Regions from separate parts of the Homo sapiens genome. Here region 1 is linked to region 2. A link is a loop called in an ENCODE intact Hi-C map of the cell type or tissue named here. Cell type or tissue: endothelial cell of umbilical vein. All regions are shown on one strand. Links, peaks and the distances in the headings refer to the core of each region. The heading gives the core; the rest is flanking DNA.

What was found. A loop is a pair of places that touch in the nucleus more often than their neighbours do. Peaks named below come from ENCODE experiments on the same cell type or tissue, not always from the same donor. Only the 100,000 strongest peaks of a DNase experiment are listed, where the experiment ranks them.
Region 1: it touches region 2 in a loop (6-fold over the local background); 19 of 110 quality-filtered maps call a loop at or near these places.

Annotation. Positions count from the first base shown.
Region 1 is chr16:82,259,438-82,267,532 of GRCh38, reverse strand. No RefSeq gene overlaps it. Among named protein-coding and RNA genes, the nearest start is that of MPHOSPH6, 93 kb to the right of the region's middle. RefSeq lists an enhancer at 6,934-7,433. In endothelial cell of umbilical vein, for the core only: a CTCF peak has its summit at 3,839 (motif pointing left); a DNase peak (open chromatin) is centred at 3,822; H3K27me3 peaks cover 915 bases.
Region 2 is chr16:82,635,693-82,643,787 of GRCh38, reverse strand. All of the region lies in intron 1 of CDH13 (cadherin 13), which reads right to left. Among named protein-coding and RNA genes, the nearest start is that of CDH13, 13 kb to the right of the region's middle. In endothelial cell of umbilical vein, for the core only: CTCF peaks have their summits at 2,298 (motif pointing left) and 3,879 (motif pointing right); DNase peaks (open chromatin) are centred at 2,237, 3,877 and 5,237; H3K27ac peaks cover 3,413 bases.

The DNA of each region.
Region 1 (8,095 bases), core at 1,770-6,769, 380 kb after region 2:
TACCCCCATTCCACCACTTCCTTAATAAGCCACTCAAACCTGAAGCCACATGTAATAGCTACTCCTGGAGAGTGTGACCTAAGACTCAGGTGTAATTAATTATCAACCTCTTACAAATGGAAAAATGGACTCAGAGGAAGTTAAGTGACTTGTCCAAGATCATATAAGCTGAGTCTAGAGCCCAAGTCTTTCCATTAATCAGCCAATCAATCAATATTTACTGAGCATCTATCACTATACTCAGAATGGGGAATAATAGAGAGATAAACACGCTACAGTCCCTAACTCCATTCAAATGTACAGGCTGGTGAGAAGAAAGGCAAGACTCACCACAATGATTTTAGCTGGCAGTACTTTCCAACCGAAAGGAACTTGGAATAAAAGGGTATAGGGTATTAATTATGTCTTTTCAGGTTGATTTTGTCATGACGCCACTTGAAGTCAGTCAAAAGAGTGAGGATTTTTGCTGAACACAACTCAAGTCACCTCAAGTCTAATCAATTGCTTTCCTGCCCATCAGGGTACCACATTTAAGCAACTGCTGGGGGGAGAAATAGATAGAGAGGGGGCTGGGGAGGATGGGGACTTAATGGGATCCATGATGGAGAACTAGAAAGGAAGAAAATGGCTAGGTCCAGGAAGAATCTGACACTAAAGAGGCAGTGTTTCTGCACATGGTTACCATCCCTTCAAATGCACCCTAGGGCCATGGCCCTCAACCTCTCAGATGCCAGCTTCCTGGAGAAGGGCCGAGCCCACCCTCTGTAAACCAAAAATAAAATTCTAAGCCCCCCTCAACCATCTGAATTGACACCCTCCTCTAGGCCAGGGTGCTCCAAAGTTAACCTGAAAAACTGGTCCAGGCAATGACGGCAAGTGGGGGTAGTGGGGATGGGGCAGGCCTCATGATGCCCTCCTCCCTTTTGGAATTCAGGAAAAACCGACCATTATTTAACATCAACATAGACCTTAAGTCTGATAAGAAACATTTACAATCTGTTCTCTCTGAAGCCTGCTACCTGGAGGCTTCATGTACATGAGAAAACTTTGCTCTCCACAACCTCTTATGTAACCCAGATATTCCTTTTCTATTGATAATAACTCTTCCAACCAATTGTCAATCTGGAAATTTTAAAATCTACCTATAACCTGGAACCCTCTCCTCCACCTCCACTTCAAGGTGTCCCACCCTTCTAGATCGAACCAATGTATATCTTAAATGTACTTGATTGATGTCTCACGTCTCCATAAAATGTATAAAACCAAGCTGTGTCCTGACCACCTTGGCCACATGTCAGCAGGACCTCCTGAGGCCGTGTCATGGGTGTGTCCTTAATCTTGGCAAAATAAACATTCTAAGTGGATTGAGACCTGTCTCAGATACTTTTGGGTTTGCACCTCTTTAGGTCACCCACAACAAAGCCCAGCAGCCTCTCTGGGGCATCACTAGGACCTGGTGGCCCAGTGATCTGAATCTGCATGTCTGAGCCTGGCTCAGTTTGTCTGAGACTGACAGAGATGAAGTTACTCATCTAAGTTTACACAACCTAGTAAGAAGAAAAGCCAAGATCTGAACCCAGGAATGCCTGACTCCCAAGCCCACGCTTGAATACTGAGAAAGAAAAGGAAAGAAGAACAGCATTCTCATGAGTTCTCAGTTTTTCTCAGCAGAATAAACCACACTGGTAAGTTAGGCTGAGCAAACGCCTAAGCATAAAAGGAAATGAAATTCTCAATCAGAAACAAAAAAGCAGAATTAAGTCTTATATCACAAAGAACTAGCCTGGAAAGAAAGAGGAAAGCCTCAAAATGAGATGGAGTATAAAACAACGTAAATGTTCTAAAACTCAAAAGATGTGTCGGCTAGGAAGGAAAAGCTAAAGACAGAAGATGCTGGAGGTCATTTGTGTGGGTTTACCTTTATCTTCATGGTAACTTCACTGCAATTCCTCTGTATCACTTGCTACAAGAAAAGGAACAGCAGACATTAAAAAGGCAAGAAAAAGGTTAAGTAGTATTTTCCTAGTGTGCATCCAAACATGATTAGGATCAGGCCTTTCCTAAAAACTAGAGTACCAAAATAAGATAAATAGTTTTTTTTTGTTATTTTGTTTTGTTGTTTTTATGGTTTTTTTTTTAACATATATTCAAACAAGAGGAAACAGGAGGATGCCAGAATTTGCAAAGCCAATCTAACCTGATGTAGCAGAAAAAAATCTTTGATTACACTAACTTGAGGTTAAACCTTAGAAGAACACATAATATAGGAAATGGGCAGTCCTAAAAGTAGCTGGAAAATGACAACATAAGTGATGTCGAAAGCTAAGGAATACTTCTTTCTGTGGGAGACCACGCTCAGGATCTAACCATTTTCCAAGCACAGAAGAGGCACTCTTTCTTGGGAACGCACCTTGTGGGGAATCACAGGGATTCCCTTCTTCTACCTCCCAACCCCCTAGAAGTCTCTGCCCTCAGATCCAGGCAGAGGAATCTGAAATGCTTACTTGGCTTCCCTCTTGGGACTTGCAGTCTCATTAAAAATGCAGAGAGAGCCTGGGAGGAAAGTAAAGCCCCATTAACTTGAAGGAGGACCATTGAAATTTCCCTGTGCACACAAGTCCTTGCCAGTGCGACCTTGGCCGTTTCCCGGCCTGGAAAAAAAAAAAAAAAAAAAAAAAAAAAGTGGCGACGGTCAAACTCTCTTTTCCATGGTTTGTTGTGAGAGCTCCAAGAACATGTGGAAACACATGGCACGTGGTAGATTCTCAATAGCACTAAGCTCTCCCTCCTGAAATAGAAAAGTGCGAGACACAGGGGAAGAAGTATAAGGGGGATAAGGGAGCAGAGGAGGGGAAAGGGTTGACTAGGGCTCCAGCTGCTCCTGCCCAAAAGGGAGCTACCAGGGAGCATCCTAAGTCAACTGTATTCCATGGCTGGAAGGTGGAGCCGGGAAAAAATGGGGAGCATAGAAGAGAAGTATCTTGATACCTCAACCCAATATAGTCATGTCTAGAAGGGAGACACTTTTCCCAGGGAATGTGTAGATGAGGTCAAGCTCCAATGAGAAGCTGTGAATTAACCATAATCTTCAGAGCCCAGAGCCTGGAGAGATGCTGATGGCACCCGGAAGTAGGAACTGAAGCTCTCCTACCCGTATTATCAGTAGAGCTTTTCCCTCTGTCAAATCAGAATCCTCTGGAGGGCTTGTTAAAGGACAGATTGCTAAACCCCAACCCAGCCTTTCTGATTCAGTAGATCTGGGGTGCAGGCCAAGAATGTGCATTTCTAACAAGTTCCCGTGTGATACTAGTTCTGCTGGTCCAGGGACCACACTTTTAAGAACCGCTGTGCTATACCTTTATTTAATATCCTTATGAGAGATCCTCAGCCTAAAGCTAACAGAGACTTTGAACAACTCCTCCTCCTATTGGCGCCCCTGCACTTGAGTTGAGACATTGTGCTAGCTGACGCCTGTGAGCCCTGCCAGCTCTGGTGTTCTGCGATTTTGCAAGGGTCTAACCAATTCAGTGCATTTACTGCTTAGCTCTGGGCTGGGAATGGGGAGAGAGCAGGCGTACAAGTGTGATTGAGCGACAAGGAGAATCTCCAAAAGACAGAAAGAGCAAATACTGCATTTTTTTCCTATTTCCCTAATTTTGTTCCATACTCTAAAGCACTCTCCTGACTTCAGCTAAGCTTGCCCTGGGATCCTGGGCTTGGCAGATATTTAAAATAAAGAATGAGCTGTTTGGCAAGGTAAAGTTTTCCTAAACGTCCTCCCCACCAAAGATTCTCAGCCCCTATGGCTGTGCTTCTGTGACTCAACAGTGACATCTGGTGGCCATGAAGGTGCATCCCAAGCCCTGATAACACCTGCTCGTGCTTCTGAAAACTACGGCACATACAGGGGATGCCCAAATTGCCGTAAATAAGCTCATTTATCAATCACATATAACATACCCCTACTATCTGCAAGCAAATTGTTCTCTTGGTTGAATGCGAAAAACATTAAAGTATCTGACTTCTATTTTAAATCTCTATTCATTGACCCATTTGAAAGGATACAATCCTTAGGAGGCTGACAACCCACTGTGGTTGATGCATCTTAACTAATATTCACATTTAAACTGTTTGGTTAAAGGAATGCGTCAAAGCATTTGGCAGTGGAAAAACAACACAGCCTAACTTTGCATGCAACAATTTGATCTAAGCAAATAAATAAGTTATTTTCATTTCCAGTTTAACGTAACAAGAATATTTCTACAAGATAATTTGCTTTCAAAAATTCTAGCTGTGAAGTTTAATAACAGAACATGAAGCTTCGTGTCATTTCATATTTATGCTCCAATCCCAGTTTTGACAGTTCCCATGGGCTCTGGACTGCTTGGCTAGAGATATTTTAGGCCATGTTTTCATAACAACAGGTAGAAAACGCAGCCCTAGAGCCAGGAAAAAATAAAGAGCCTTTAATAGGGTTTTAGACATGGGACTTGCTCACCTTTTTCTCCTCCTTGCTACCAGGCAAGTTTACAACTCAAAGAAATGGTCAAGTTTTCCCTTCCAGTCTCCTAAATATATGGTACTAGACGCCTGTTCCAAGCTCGCAGTGTCAGAAAAGTCCCTTCTCTCCCCGGATTGGCTAACAGCAATGGCAGCTAGCTGGTACTGATCAAGAGTTGATGCCATGCTGGGGGTTGTGCCCAAAGCATCATACGAAGCTGGCCAAATCTCCAGGGAATCACCAGGAAGGAAGAACTATGTGTATCTCATTTCACAGATGAGGTAATGGGGCCTAGCTGGTGAGGACCTTTGCACATGGTCTCACAGATAGCATGGGTTCTGAACCCAGACATCTAATTCCAGACTAGGATCAGCCCTGGCCAGGTGTGTCAGGGTGAATCTGACCCATCCTCACCTAGTCAAACCCTTCAAAGGGCAGCTTCACCATTTTCTCTTCCTGCCCTACATTTCCCACCACTCTCACACCCACAAACCCAGCCCCTTCCAATGGCATCAGTGCCTCTTGCCAGTGAAATCTCACCCTGCTTATCACTAGCCCTCCCACAGTCCACCCTTGCTTTAAGTGGGTGACATGAATGTTAAGCATCTTAAAGGCAAGACTCATGTCTAATTTGTGTCTATATTAATCCCAAGCGCTGGCACCGGACATTATAAGCAGTCAGCGGCCAGTACATGTTTGCAGGATGAACAGATGAATAAATGGACCTGGAGAAATGCACTTCCATGCTGTAAGAGATCCCTGGGGTCAGGAAGGGAGCTAATCCCATTGGAGGGCATGGACAGTGATGATGCTAACCCCCAAAGAGTGGACAGGGGAGTGGGAGCACAGGGAGGACATCTAAGGAATGTACTCAGAAGGCATCTCTATACCCAGGTTGTCACCAACAAGCAGAGTGATCCCACCACTGAACAAGACACCTTCAAGGCAGAGTCAGGCACTGCAGCATGAAGCCAAAACAGAGGACTCTGCAACCTTCCCCCTTTAGCCCCTCTGGTGGGGCATTTAGGAAATATACAGAACCCCCCTCTCTTCTCTAGCACAGAAGTACCACCACCCCTTTCTAGACTGTGAGCTCTTCGAAGGCACAGGCTGTTTGGTTCTCTGCTAAATCCTGGATATCCTTGACACCTAGAGGAGGTTCAATAGGTATTCTTAAAGCATTCAAGCCTTAATTTCAGCAGCCACTACAAAGCAGTGGTAAGGGAGAAATCTGTGTCATATCCAGAGCAACACCCAGAATTCCTCAGTCTTTTCTGAAACAGTGATGTATCCGTCTTCATATTTTGTAGATGCTAATTGTTGACAAGATGATTTGGTAGCTCAAAAAATTGGAACTGACACCGTCAACCTGTTTAATCCATTTACAATCTTTGATCATCAGTGCAAGGGACTTTGTCAACTGAGTGAGGCCAGTTTACCTTGTGAGGCCAGCATCTTGTTTCCTATTAGTGATGAGCATTACAAGTAAGTAGATTGGCTTAGCATGTTAAATAGCATCCAACAGCCCAGCAAAAATCACACGCTAATGTAAGAAAATAGAATCTGTGAAATAAGGAGAGGGAGGATTCAAGCCAATGCACATTTACTGAGCAAAAGTTTTGCTAACTAGCTTCGCCACCACTGGACTTGCTGCACCCCATCCTCCACAAATTGTCCAAAGTGATCTTTCTAAATGCCAATTGGCTCATATTGCCTCCCTGTTTAAAATTCTTTAGTAGTTTCTCCAATCTCTTTATCATGTCATCCCAGGCTGTCTGGAATATGGGCCTTGCATACCTCCCTAGCCCAAAACATCTCCCTTTCCTCACTCCACGATATGCTACACACACTCCCCCTGTACTCCAGAAGTCTCATGGTATGCATGAATGGCTGCAGAGTCTCTTTCAACAGGACCTTTGCACATGCTCCTCCCTCCTTTTGGAATAATTTCCTCTACCCTTTCACCTAGCTAATTGCTTCAGGATTTAGACAAACTGTTTATTGCATCCAAGGAGACTTCCCTAATGTAATGGGGTTAAATGGTGGTCTCTAAAAAGATACGTCTACATCCTAAACCCCAGAACCTGTTAATGTGAAAATAAAAAGGGCCTGTAGGGCCTGGTGTGATAGATCATACCTATAATCCACCCACTTTGGGAGGCCGAGGTGGGTGGATCACTTGAGCCCAGGAGTTCAAGACCAGCCTGGGAAACATGGTTGTATTAGTCCATTTTCATGCTGCTGATAAAGACATACCTGAGACTAGGTCATTTATAAAGAAAAAGAGGTTTAATGGATTTACAGTTCCATGTGGCTGGAGAGGACTTACAATCATGGCAGAAGGCAAAAGGCACATCTCACATGGTGGCAGACAAGAGAGAAGTGAGAGCCAAGCAAAAGGGGTTTCCCCATGTAAAACCACGGCTTCTCATGAGGCTTATTCACTACCAAGAGAACAGTATGGAGGAAACCACCGTCATGATTAAATTATCTCCCACCAGTCCCTCCCACAACATGTTGTAATTATGGGAGGTACAATTCAAGATGAGATTTGGGTGGGAACACAACCAAACCACATCAATGGTGAAACCCCAGCTCCACAAAAATACAGAAAAGTTAGCCAGGCATGGTGGCACATGTCTGTGGTCTCAGCTACTCCGGAGGCTGAGGTAAGAGGATTGCTTGAGCCTCGGTGGCAGATGTTGCAGTGAGCTGAGATCACGCCACTGCACTCCAGCCTGGGTGACAGTGTGAGACCCTGTCAAGGAACGAAGGAAGGAAGGAAGGAAGGAAGGAAGGAAGGAAGGAAGGAAGGAAGGAAGGAAGGAAGGAAGGAGGGAAGGAAGGAAAGAAGGCAGGCAGGCAGGCAGGCAGGAAGGAAGGAAGGAAAGAAGGAAGGAAGGAAAGAAGGAAGGAAGGAAAGAAGGAAGGAAGGTAGGAAGGTAGGAAGGAAGGAAGGAAGGAAAGAAGGAAGGAAGGAAGGCAGTCAGGGAGGAAGGAAGGAAGGCAGGCAGGCAGGCAGGCAGGCAGGCAGGCTTGCAAATGTAGTTAAGTTAAAGATCTTGAGATATGATCATCCTAATCTGAGTGGGCCCTAAATTCAATGGCAAGTGCCCTTGTAAGAGACACACAGAGGAGCGGCACAGGGAGAAGGAGGAAAGGAGCCATGAGACTAAAGTGATGCAGCCACAAGTCAAGGAATGATGCCAGGAACCACCAGAAGCTGGAAGAGAAAAGGAAGGGTCTTCCCCCAGAGCCTTTGGAGGAAGCATGGCCCTACTGACACCTTGACTTCAGACTTCTGGCCTCCAGAACTGTGAGAGAATAAATTTCTGTTGTTTTAAGCCAGCAAGTGTGTGGGAATTTGTTACTACAGTTCTGGGAGACTAATACACTCGACCTTACCTTCAGAAGCTCCCTGTTCTGTGCTACCCCAACTCTGCACACACTCCTATCTCTGTCTTTTTTGTATGGTTTTGTGATTGCTATTTGATTTTGTTGCCTTCCACACCAGACCCTGTGCCCAGAAGGCAAAGATTTTATCTTCTGTGCTTTCTGCCATGTTCCAGCACTTCCTTGAATGGTTCGCAAGGC
Region 2 (8,095 bases), core at 1,463-6,462:
CTGGGCAACAGAGAAAGACCCTGTCTTAAAAAAAGTCAGTAACACTAAACCATCTCCTTTTCTTCAGTCTCTGAGAGCTTTGCAGCCAGAACTCTACACCAGGGTAGGCTACTATGAGAATAATAACCAGTGAGGCAAAAGATGGTTCTTAATTCACTTTACAAATCAGCAAAACAAACGTGAAGAACCCTTGCTTTATTTCCAATAGGCCAAGGTGACCTGCAGTTCCAAATAACACAGGTTGCTTTTAATGAATGAAACACATGTAAGAACCAGTGTAGCCAGAAGGAATTAGACCCAAACAGCCTGGGTCTTAATCCTGAAACTACCACTTGCCAGCCCCAAGTTTCTCAACATCGTTCTGCTTCCGCTTTCTGATCTCAGTAGGGTGGACAATGGGGATCTTTTGAGGAGTCGCAGTGTTAATATAAGTAAAGCAAGTAGAGTATCACCAGCAGGTGGTGAACAACTGTAAGACAGGTGGTGTGTGCTCATGAACAAACAGGAGCCCTGAGGCTGACCTGCCCAAGGTTTGCTTGTTTTCCTATTCAATACCAGTTTTATTTAGACATGTGTAACATACTATAAAGCTTAGCCGGTTAAGATATATGATTCCCAGGTTTGGGGTTTATTTACAGAGAGCTAATGTAATCACCACCACTATCTAGCTCCAGAGCATTTACATCTTCCCCAAAGCAATTCTATACCCATTAGCAGTAACTCCCCATTTCCTCCTGCCCCCAGCCCTAGACATCTTCTAATCTGCTTTCTGTCTCTGGATTTGACTTTTCTGGACAGTTTGTTCCATTTCATAGAATCATACAACATGTGGTCTTGTGTGTCTGGAATTGTCTTGAGTTTGAATCTCAGCCCTAGAGTCCTAAAGCTTTATTAGGTTCTTTTACTAAGTTCTCCTGAAGTTTCCCCACCTATGAAATGGGATTAAAACCATAGAAGATATTTTATAGAGTCACTATGAGGATTACATGTGCTGATTAATGCATCTGAAGCACTCACACCAGGCCTGGTTCAAAATCAGCACCACACTGATATCAGCTACTATTACTGCCACTTCTACTATTATTATTCCTCAATTCCCCCACCCCAAAGCATCTGACTGGTAGTGGGAATCCAAAGATAAACAGAACACAACAGAGAAAACAGGTCTTGCCTTACGTAATGCACAGTCTGGTGGAGATTGTATGATTAGGAATGTGGCTTAAATGAATATAGTCAAGTCTCATCATATGCACATTTAACTAATGGAAAGCCAGCTCTCCCACCAAAGAGAGAGAGAAAAAGAACAATGTAAATACTGCAATTAAATGCTATAAAATTATATCTTGCATATATTCTTTATTATGCCCTGTACATTACTGCGTGCATTATACATTGTTCCCTATTGATTACAATACGGGGATGCATAGACTAAACCACGCCTACTGTACTTTAATGGGCAACTTAAAAGAGTTCAAGGCTAATGACAACTGTGTTTGCCTAAAACCCTGACCTTATAGTCTAACCTCTGAGTTAAATGCAACTCTATTGTGTGTCAACAACAATAGTAATTCAGAAATATTCCAGACAAATTAAATCAGCCAACAAGCAGTCCAATGAGTTAGGTGTTAGGCTGCAGTGGGCCCCGACTAGTGAACACACATTTGCCAAGCACCACTTTTTTTTTTTTTTTTTTTTTGCCCTCCATGAGCTGTTAGTTTCATTTCAAAAATAAACCGCATAGGGGTGTCATAAGGAGTTGGTGAATGGAAGAACTGGGTTTGGGAAGCAGATGAAAATAATCTCTCACCCTACAGCCAACAGCGAAGGCAAGCGCCATGACCTCTGCCTGTCGCTATCTACCCCCTCGCCTGCTTTCTCATTCTTCATGGCACTCATCACCCTCCTGCAGACATCACATACCTACCTGTTCATTTTTTTATTGTCTCTCTCCCAGCCAGTACATAAGCTCACCAGAGCAGGGACTTGGCCTGTCTTACTCATTTCTGTATTCCCAGTGCCTAGAAAAGTGTTGAGCACTCAGTCAGTGCTGAGTAATATTTGTTGATAAATGACTGAATGCGTGAATGAGGGTAACTGTTTAGACAGCCTCCACTTTTCTCCCATCTCCTGTCCCTAAAACATCCATAGTTGATTCCTTTGACCTCAACTGGCTTATTCATTCATTGTTGAAAAGTAATGAGAATATATCACATGTCAAAGACGAGGCCCTAAGGTAGCATTCTAGGGCTTTGGCATACTGGTACCATCTAGTGGGAAAGAGAATATCTGCAGGAGGGTGCTTAACCAAATTCAGAAGGTTTTAAAAATTACCACTACCATAATTCTTTCTGTTACCATTAGCTCTACTGAGGAAGTTTCCAGTAACATGTAATGGTGGCAAGAGAAATCACATATATTCATACCCTACCCAGGGCATATCCTGACAGTCCAACAACTTGCCATACCTTTCCATTTTTTCTGCTATGATGCTTCCAAAGTCATGACTGCTCCCCATGACAGCAAAGGCTCAGCAGGGAAGCACAGAGAAGTTAATGACGGCAGGGGTCACCCCTGACCAGCAGAAGATAAGGGCGAGTGAATACACCCTCAGCCACCTATTCTGTGGAGGGACCATTCGGAAATGAGCTTTACACAGTGCTTTTGTAGAGACCCAGCAGCAAGAAGCCAGTTTCCCATGACTGTGACCACCTCAATGACACATTCACTGTTGGCTTGCTGGCTTTCCTTCTTCTTGGTCTCACTCTCCCCACTCGCTCACTTATGGACCTTGAGATCATTTACCAACTTAACCCCCTGAACCCAATTCTGTGTCTCTATTTATTTAGAGGAATTCAATCCAAGAGCGTGTTTAACCCCAAGATACTTTTGGGTAGCAAAAGTGCCTTAAAAATTGTAGTCCAGATAAATATTACAAAGCTAAATTATTCCTATGTTAGATCTACTCTGAGAATTATGTTCCATAGTTGACTATTAGCATCTTTACCTTGATAAAAGTTAATGCAAATAATCTAGTGATATGTGACCCTAAAGAAGTACCATGATTTTCATGGCAACTGAGGCCAAAGAGAATGCCTGGTTCCCCTCGCTGGCCTCTGCCCTATCCCTGTCTTAAACAAGTTTGACCAACTGGTAAGGCAGCTACTGGTTTAGATTAGTGGTTGGCAAATGGCAGCCTGAAGGACCAATCTAGCTCTGCTTGTGTTTGTAAATAACATTTTATTACCCTGCCCATTCATTTACATATCGGCTGTGGCTGCTTTAATGCTACACGGATAGAATTGAACAGTTTCAAGAGAAACCAGCTATTTACTAGATGGCTCATTACAGAAAAAGGATACCTACCCCTGGTTTAAATCATTAGTTGCCATATTCGTAAATTCCCAACAGTAAAATTTCAACACAAACAAAAAGTAGAGAGTTGACAAAAGTTGACCAACAACACTTTATCAGTGAAGACAAAAATGCCATGTATGTATTACTAACTTCCTTTCACAAACGGTAGCACATTTCATCTCTATGCTATAGAAAGGCCATTCCATCAGAACAAAGAATCCTCTGTCCCAAGAGGGTGTGGTGGACAAGCTCAGAACAACACTGTCTATCACTCTACCCCATTTGAACGTTTTTCTATAGCACTATCACTACGCAAAACTACCATATTTATTTATTTTTCTTGTTTCCTGTCTTTCTCTGCTATCAGAACACAAACTCCACGGGGGCAGGCAATCTTGTCTTTCTTAATCACTGCTGCCTCCCTCAATGCTGAGAATTGTGCTTGAGATATTGTCTTCCCCCAGTAAATATTTGTTAAGTGAATGAGTTAACCAAATAGGGAATGCACAGATAGGCACGGCCACCAGGTGGCGGGACGGTGCACACAGTGGTGAGGACCCTGTCAAGGGAGAGAGTGTCTGTCCACCAGAACAGGATTGGAGGGCAAAGGCCATGCTCTCGCTGCTCTGTGGCTAGTACGGAAAATGGAGCTGGGTACATAATAAGCACTCAACACATGTTTGCTCAATCAATGGCAACCCTCACTAAAGCACTTAAATTAACAGGAAAAAACACTAGTCTGGTAAGACAAAAATAAACTTCAAGTTACATTCAATCCAATTGCCACACAATATAGATCCAGGTGTCTCTATATAGCTACAGACTGTATATTTCTTGTTTTCTTTTTGTTTGGGGAAAGAATTACAAAGAGTAGCTTGCAGGAAGCACTGACTTAGGCAACAGGGTTTCTTAGCATCCCTAGGGAAGAATTCCATCCAGCCACACGACACAGCAGCAGGCAAATTTACCTGCATGGTTGAAGCTGCAGGTGGGTCACGCCCAGGCATCTGTGGGCCATTCTCACTGGGATGTTCTTGCTGGGGGAACCATGCAGTGCAGGTGGGTTGTTTGGCCCTGGTCAAAAGCAAGGACATGGAGACAAAGAACACAAATGACCCCGGGCTGACCCTGTTCTGAAGGTTGCAATCAGTAGCCCAGACAGGAAGTCCAGGGCCCAGACCCACTTTGAGAGACTAGGAACTCAAAAAAGTAGTCATCCCAGGCAGCTATCTTGACTTTAAGGGAGGTAGAGAACAAAATAGACAAAGGAAAGAATTTTTATATAATGAGGGGAGTGGGAAAGGCAACTTTTATATACTAGTGCAACATAGAGGAAAATAAATATGCACAGGAATAAAGACGCATGGGTCCAAACCCTGGTCCCAGTTCTCAGTGACTGTGTGGCCTTGAGCAAATGACTCCACCACTCAAAACTTCTTCTCATCGTATATAAAATTGGGAATAAGAGTCGCCTCTAAGGGTTGCAGGAAGGATTCCAGATAACATGGGTAACTAGTGCATAGCAACTACAGTGAATTGTGGTTACATGGAGGTACTTTAAACAAGTACTCATGGCACTGGTGCGTGCATGCACACAAACGCACACACGCACACACTGCCCTAATAAAGCCTCCCAGGAACAGATGATGGGCAGACACATTAAGAAGATGAGATCCCACCAGATCAAATGATTTTATGAGGCATGAATCCCGAGGGGAACAATCTTGGGGGACCTACTAATATGGGAATTGGCAAATCCTCCCTGGGGAGCAAACTTTATTTTTTTTAATGTCCACGCATTATGACATGCACAGTCATTTCCCCCCTTAAGTGAGTCACATCCTGAAAGCCAAGACCCCATGACACCTTCAGACCATAAAATTCCTTGGAGCATAGGGTGAAAAGTAATACAACCAACATTTCTTAAGCATAGGATGACATCATTAACATACACTTATTTAATTCTCACAAAAATCCTGCAGGGCAAGCATAGATATTCCTTTTCAGTTGTTTTAATACAGGGGAAAACAGAAAAGGAGGGAAATGAAGTCAATTATCTGAGGCAACACAGTGTGTAAATGGCTGGGCAGGGATTCAAGCTCACTTCTAAAGGGCTAGGAGGTCTGCTCAGCAGTCCCTAAGCAGTCCAAGGCACCAGCAGCTCTGGGTCCAGGCCAGCCCCAGGCTCTAATTCTGCTCCAGCACATTTCCTAGTGAAGGCCTGGACTGTCGTGTTCACCTCTGGGTTCCCAGGTTTGCAGCGTTCTTCATAGTTGGTAGGTAACATTTAAGGGAAGAAAGAAAGAAAGACAGCAGAAAGAGGGAGGCAAGGCAGATGAAAGGAAGCAAAGGAGCAAAGGAAGGCACAGCAGCCTCTTCTCCCTTCAATGGATTTCAGCCTCTACTGCTTCCTATTGTAACAATTACCACATTTGTAATTATTTCAAGTACTTACTTGTTTTTATCTGCTGTTCCCACAAAACTGTAAGCTCCATGAGACAGGGATTCAGTTCATCTCGTTTACCTCTGAATTCCCTAAATGCTCAATAAATACTCGCTGAGTGAAGACACGGGCCCCAGGTGGACTCGCCCACGCACAGACCCAGGTGCAAATCCCAGCTCACCACTTATTATTCTGTGATCTTGGGTCAGTTCCTTAAACTCACCAGTTTCTTCATCTGTTGAAAGGGCACGATAGGCCGGGCGCTGTGGCTCACGCCTATAATCCCAGCACTTTGGGAGGCTGAGGCTGGCGGATCACGAGGTCAGGAGATCGAGACCATCCTGGCTAACACGGTGAAAACCCGTCTCTACTAAAAATACAAAAAAAAAAAAATTAGCCGGGCGCTGTGGCGGGCGCCTGTAGCCCCAGCTACTCAGGAGGCTGAGGCAGGAGAACGGCGTGAACCCGGGAGGCGGAGCTTGCAGTGAGCCGAGATCGCGCCACTGCCCTCCAGCCTGGGTGACAGAGCCAGACTCCGTCTCAAAAAAAAAAAAAAAAAAAAGGCACAGTAACTGTACAGACCTCAGCTTCTGAGGATAAAGTACCTAGGTGAGTGCCTGGCATACAGCACTCACTAAATATCTTTGTTGAGAAAAGGAAGAAAAGAAGGGAAAGCAGAAAAACAAGATAGACACGTTCGGAATCAATACTGCCACAGAACGCAATAATCTTTCTTACTGCAAAAACATGCAGAACTGCAGGAAGCAGAGGTACACCCTCTGTTTCTCACACATCAAACTTCATTCAGTGGCTGAATCAAAGTATTTTTACAGGGCCCAATTAGACAGCTGTAGGATCCTGGCCAAAGGTCCTGTTTCCTTGTAAGTGATAATGATTTAGATAATCTGCATGCATCTTTGCAGCAAATTGGACTTCCCTGCATTCTAACATCTTTTTACTCACTTGAACCTCCAAGTAACCTGGTCCATTTTACAGATGAAAACATTCAAGCTGCTTGCTGAAGGTCATACCACGAGTGAGGGGGTGAGCTAGAAACAGGATCCAGGTCCATGGTGTGCTGGAGCCAGTTAGTATCAGGTAGCAAGAGCCCCTTGTTAAGTTTTTAGGAAACTCTCAGGTTGGCAGATTCAAATTGCCCATGACGGGAGTATTTACATCACAGAAATTGGCAAGAGCTACAAATTACTTGGTTGTGTCTTGGTTTGGGTTTTGCTTTCTGGTTTGGGTGTTTCTTTAGAGTGGCCCAGTTGTTAAACATTTACCAATATACCACTGCCTGGCACCCAGTTGAATATTCTCCTACTACACCACAAACAGAAGTCACCAAGGCTACACCCAACATGCTGAAGCAGAGGCTTGTTAGCATTGGCAAAGCGATTGCTGAGGGTAGAAGATCATTATTTGCTTCATGTAAGACATATTTCCAGTGCTGCTGATTGAATGTTCAAGAAACGATTAAAGGGCTTGGCAATGTTTCTCTCAAATATCTTGTGCATGAAAAGTCTCAGAGATTGGTTAATTGTACAGGCTGCACGTCGGTCACTTTATTCAAGGGCATTTCCAGGCCCCCACGGTGCCCATCCTAGATGCAGGCATGGACTGGATCTGCTGGCAATACTGTAATGCAGGCCTTAGGTGCCTCTCCCAGGAACGTTCTGCAGCCTGAATTACACTCCCACATAGAGAAGCCCTCAGACCGACCCTGTTTACAATGTCAAACACCTGGTCTCCTTGTTTGACTCTTCCTGCCAATTGGAAGAGTCAGAACTCAAGCAGGCCTCCTTCACCTCTCTCTGGCCCTGCCATCTCCATACCCAGCCACCATCAAAGCCTGTCAAGTTATCCACCTAAATGTCTCTTGGATTATCTGAATAGGATTTAGTCCATTCTTGCATTGCTATAAAGAACTGCCTGGGACTGGGTAATTTATAAAGACAGGAGGTCTAATTGGCTTGCTTCTGCATGCTGTAGAGGAAGTATGGCTGCAAAGGCCTCAGGAAACTTACAATCGTGGCAGAAGGGGAAGGCGAAGGAGGCACGTCTTCACACAGCAAGCAGGAGAGAGAGGGGGCGCAAAGGGGGAAGTGCTATACACTTTCACATAACCATGTCTTGTGAGAACTCACTATCACGATTAAAGCAAGGAGAAATCCGCCCTCTGATCTAATCACCTCCCACTGGGCTTCACCTCCAACATTAGGGATTACAATATGACATGAGATTTGGGTGGGGACAGAGACCCAAACCATATCAGTCTACTTCAATCACCTGCCCCAT